Regions from separate parts of the Homo sapiens genome. Here region 2 is linked to region 1. A link is a contact called in ENCODE Hi-C or POLR2A ChIA-PET data. All regions are on one chromosome and are shown on one strand. Each heading gives the region's core, a stretch centred on a gene start or an enhancer-like site at or near the end of the contact. The rest is flanking DNA. Distances are from core to core; before and after follow the strand shown. Region 1 overlaps FMN1 (formin 1). Region 2 overlaps RYR3 (ryanodine receptor 3).

What was found. A loop is a pair of places that touch in the nucleus more often than their neighbours do. ChIA-PET counts read pairs that join two places held with the same protein, here RNA polymerase II (POLR2A).
Region 2: a loop to region 1 is called in a map of GM12878, with 3 times the contacts of the local background. The contact joins two enhancer-like sites. A Hi-C loop is called at or near these places in 1 of 168 maps with a recorded cell type or tissue (GM12878). POLR2A ChIA-PET finds 5 or more read pairs at or near these places in 2 of 52 experiments (OCI-LY7 and T-cell).

Annotation. Positions count from the first base shown.
Region 1 is chr15:33,082,458-33,085,063 of GRCh38, forward strand. The region is part of intron 5 of FMN1 (formin 1); the gene reads right to left. Among named protein-coding and RNA genes, the nearest start is that of FMN1, 110 kb to the right of the region's middle. Within about 2 kb of position 1,279, at least 3 of the 41 ENCODE cell types and tissues checked have a DNase peak (open chromatin) inside an H3K27ac peak, as active enhancers do.
Region 2 is chr15:33,379,355-33,381,960 of GRCh38, forward strand. The region is part of intron 1 of RYR3 (ryanodine receptor 3); the gene reads left to right. Among named protein-coding and RNA genes, the nearest start is that of RYR3, 70 kb to the left of the region's middle. Within about 2 kb of position 1,302, at least 3 of the 41 ENCODE cell types and tissues checked have a DNase peak (open chromatin) inside an H3K27ac peak, as active enhancers do.

The DNA of each region.
Region 1 (2,606 bases), core at 29-2,528:
CTCTTTTTAGGGTCTTTTCTACCCACCCATGTCTTTGTTTATAGACACATTACAAACTATTCTCCATGGTGAGCATTCCTCTCCAATGGTATCTTCAGGAAACTGCACTTGTTATAAGAATTTAGGCCCCAGTGCTTCTCTAGTCTCTGACTATATTCAGTTGCCTTTGATAAATCTGGTTGAAAGTGCCCTAGGACCTGAGATGCATGGCTAATGGTAGCTCCTAGTTCAGTGGAACATAAAAAACTGACTCTTCAGGCTAACTTCTTAATATTCATGTCCTAAATGGGCGCTCCGGGGTGACTGATAGATGCTACCCAAGGGCAATTCACACATTTGGATCTTGTTTCAAAAGTAATATCTAGGAGTGATAGAGTTAGTTAATAAAATATAGGATACCCAGTTAAATATGAATTTTAGATTAAAAAAAACCAAAAAATTTTGTAATATAGGCATGTCCCATACAATATTTGGAAACTTCATGGCCCAAAAGTGGAGCTGACAGAGCTTTGGGTTCAGTCTTTCCAGAGCTTTGTAGTTTGCCCATAATAGTCTACAGAATTTGCTTGACCAGGATTTGCAGGATAATTACCCAAACAGAGCTTCCCTACACAGCAGTCTAGCATCTACACCAAAGTACCAGTTGTGTGATATACTGATATAATGAGAAATACACTGTATATTTCGTCTTCATCTGGGTCCTGGACAGAACTTCTAAAACCCTCGTAACTTCTTAAGTGATAAGAGCCATAGAAGTAGTAATAATATTTGGATATACTCAAATATATTCAAATATATATAGAAGTTGTAATATTTGTTTTTTGTCCTCAGCTTCTGAAACAGCTCAGAAACAATATTGGTGAAAGGGGCATCTTTTGTTATTCAGAACAAGCCCCTTTCAACTACACTTGAACTTATGTTAATGAGGTGACTTTTAGAGGATGGGAGGCTGGTTGCCAAGGGAACCTTGTGATTAGGGTTGGCATTTTGCGTCCCAACAACTCACCTCCAGGAGGGTAGAGAGGCTAAAGGTTGAGCTAATCACCAATGTAATGAAATCTGCATAAAAACCCTACCCAAAGAAGTTCTGTCTCCACAGGGACAGACGCTCTTGTGCTCTGGACCCTTCCAGACCTCACCCTATGTATCTCTTGATCTGGCTATTCATTTGTATCCTTTAAAAATATCCTTTGTAATAAATTGGTAATGTCAGAGACGTTTGAACCACAGCGACTTCATCTTGAATAGGGGATGGGTAAAATAAGGCTGAGACCTGCTGGGCTGCATTCCTAGTAGATTAGGCATTCTTAGTCACAGGATAAAAAAGAAGGTTACCACAAGATACAGGTCACAAAGACCCTGCTGATACAGGATGTCATAAAGAAGCCAGCCAAAACCCACCAAAACCAAGATGGCTACAAAAGTGACCTCTGGTCATCCTCACGGCTCATTACATGCTAATTATAACGCATCAGCATGCTAAAAGACACTCCCAACAGTGCCATGACAGTTTGCAAATGCCATGGTCATGTTGGGAAGTTTGCTTATATGGTCTAAAAAGGGGAGGGACCCTCAATTCCAGGAAATCCCTGCCCCTTTCCTGGAAAACTCATGAATAATTCACCCCTTATTTAGCATACAATTAAGAAATAACTACAGGTATATTCAGTCAAGCAGCCCACACCACTGTGCTCTGCCTATGGAGTAGCTATTCTTTTATTCCTTTACTTTCTTAGTAAACCTGCTTTTACTTTATGGACTTGCCCCAAATTCTCTCTTGTGTAAGGTCCAAGAACCCTTTCTTGGGGTCTGGATCAAGACCCCTATCTGGTAACAGTAATAGTCAGTAAATTGTTTCCTTGGGTTGTACAAGTTATCCTAGCAAATTACTGAACCCGAAGAGGGGGTCATAGGAACCTATTTGTATCCAAGTTGGACAGAAGTTATGGGTAACCTGGGAACCCACTACTTGTGACTGGCATCTGAGGTGTGGCAGTTTTGTGGGACCGAATCCTTAACTTGTGGGATGTGGCTACAGTTCCAAGTAGATCGTGTCAATTGAATTGTGGGACATCTAGTTGGTGTCTACAGGCAATTGGGGAATTGCTTGTTATGAAAAACACGTACACTTGGGTCTCAGAATGTCAGAAGTGTTGTGAAGGTAAAGGAGGTTTTGTTTGTTTGTTTGTTTTCATTTAGTTTGTTAAATAGATGCCCCCAGAGTCTTCCTAGTGCTTGTCCTACACCAACCCCACCTCCTGCCATTCCCCAAGGAACCCCTGAGTCTTCTCATAGTTTAGTAACTAAAAGATGAATGCCCAGCTAAATGAGGGGACTTAGTAACAGCTGTAGCCTTAACACCAGTGTCCATCCTGACTCACGGATGCCAACTCCCACCAATTATTTCAAGTATGAGATGTTTTACCTTTCATCACGTACTAATGAGAGTCAGTGTAGCCACAGAAAAAGGCTTAAGAAAGTTAACATCCTGATTGTGACGCTGCAAGTCAGGTTTAAAACTGGAAGCACGGCAGTGCTGGTCCAATGTCTCAGGCTGATCAATATATTGCTTAGAGTCCAAAGCCCACCAGAGGAAAGGGGTTTTT
Region 2 (2,606 bases), core at 52-2,551, 300 kb after region 1:
GAAGGGCCATGCTGGGGATTGGAACAAAATGGACATTGGAACTGGGCATTTGGTTACAGTTTAGTGCCTGTGAAAAAAATACTTTTTGTCATTGTTCTGTTTGCAAAGTTCAACTGACTTTGACTTGAACTGTCCTGCTACCCTCGATTTCATTACTCTTCAGTGTGTCTGTTTTTCACTCAACTGGAAGCAAATAATGGAATTAATAAGTCAAGAAGAATGGAACTGAGATTGAATCTGTGTTAGGGTTCTCCATAGGGACAGAACCAATAGGATATATTTATGTGTATGTGTGTGTGTGTGTGTGTGTCCCTCTCTCTCTCTCTCTCTCTCTATATATATATATATATATATGAATTTGTTAGAGAGAATTGGCTCATACGATTACAAGGTTAAGTCCTACAATAGGCGGTCTGCAAAATGGGGAAGAGAGAAGCCAGTAGTGGCTCAGTCCATGTTCGAAAGCCTCAAAACCAGGGAAGCCGAAAGTGCAGCCTTCAGTCTGTGAACGAAGGCCCCAGAGCCCCTGGCAAGCCCCCGGTGCAATTCCCAGAGTCCAAAGGCTGAAGAACCTGGAGTCTGATGTCCAAGGGCAGGAGGAGCTGAAGGAAGCAGCCAGCATTAGAGAAAGAAGGAAACCAGAAGATTCAGCAAGCAAGGTTATCCTACCTGCTTTGTTCTAGCCGCACTGGCAGCCGACTGGGTGATGCCCACCCACATTGAGAGTGGTCTTCCTCTCCCAGTTCACTGACTCAAATGTCAGTCTCCTCTGGCAACATCCTCACAAACACACCCAGAAACACTATTTTACCAGCCATCTAGGCCTCCTTCAATCCAATCAAGTTGACACCTAATATTAACCATCACAGAATCCTTGAACTCTGTCCGATTTCTAAATTGGTAACTCTAAGGTCCTTTATAAAGGGGCTCCCAGTGCCTCAGGCTTAGCAAAGGGGACTGACCAGAGGCCTGTTCTTGGAGGCAGGAGGTGGGACTGGGGATGGGGGATAGTTAGGTAAATGCCTATTACCCACTGCGAGGAAACCCTCACAGCATTCTATTTTAAGACATTTTCTGGCAGGGGACATTTATCTTTGAGTGACTTCTGAAGTTCTTTTAGCCATGGGAAGGCTGAACTAGAGATGGCTGAGCGATTAGCTACTAGGGTGATAAGCACTCTAGAATTTTCAAGGGAGAGGGCTAAATATAGCAAATTCCACAGGCTGCACTTAGTATCAATGCCAAGGGAGACAACTCATGTTACTTGGGCTTCATGCATCTTCCAAAGTACAGCCAGTCGCATTTGCACATGGCGCTAAGCCATGCCCTGGGTAGTGCTTTTCAGCTGGTGTGGGCTGTATGGTATTCCTCTGACAGACAGGACATTCGTTCAGAGCCCACGAAGCAGCACACGTACGTACACTTCAGCCAAGCCTTACACGGAGACCCAGAAATGTCTTTAGCTTGCAAAGCTCTCCTCGGTTCTTCTGATTTTGGTCAGTATCATGGCAATCAAGCCTTTATAGCCAACTATTTAATAAAACAAATATTTTAAAGAAGGACCTTATTCTTGGTTTATCACATCTGTGCTGTTCACTCATGATTTTGGTCTTAGGATGTATGTCCAAGCCTTCATCACCTCGAAGGATCAATAATCTCCTAAATTGTTTCCAATTTCCAGTCTTCTGTCTCCTATCTTTAGTCTATTAGATCAATTTTCCTAAACCTCTACTTTGAAAGCGTTCCCTGTTAACAGATCCACATAGGCTTGTTACTGCCGAGATGAAGGAGTCCAGGTTCCTCAGTTTGCTATCATCTGGTTCCGCCAATGTTTCCAACGCCTTCCTGCTCATCTTAGAACATTGGAGAGAAAAGTGATCTTAGAAATGCCCGAGACCCATATGTTACAGATAAAGAGGCAGATCCAGAGCAGTGAGGTGATTTGCTCGAGGTGACACCAGGAATTAGCAGCCGAACCCCTGGAAAGGAAGTGCTATGAGGTCAGGGATTTTTATTTTGCTTACTGCTGTGTCACCAGTGCCCCAAACAGCAGGTGCTCAATAAACACATATTGAATTAATTCATGAACCTTGAGCATCTCAGTTCAGCCTTCTTTCCATCTCCCTGCTGTCTGTCCTCCACTATCCTCTGCTGCCCCAGCCTGATGGCTCAGCATCCCTTCCTCCAGGTGTTTTTTCATAGCCTTCTTCCTGCCCTGACCACTCTTCTCAGTTTAATTTTTCCTTCAGGGCTCAATTCAGTCCTACCACTCCTTGAAATCATTTCTGACAGCCCCAATCTCAGCTTCCTCTCCTTTCATTGGCCTCTTGTGGTTCTGCAAGACGCATGGCTGACTTGCCCTATGCTGCCTTGTATTTATGTTTTACTCCAGGAGCACAGTCTGTTGCTCACCCACTTCAGCCTCCTCTGTCCTGCAGGTGCTCTGTTCATTAGTATGAGCACAACAGTGCTATGGAGCATGATGTTGATTTTCATTCAGACTCGCCCCATCTTCTTTTCAATCCTGTAAGCCTCTATTATTTCACTTAGTTATATGCCTCCATCTCCTGTCATGAGTGCAGGGGCAGTGGTAGGTATAACAGTTA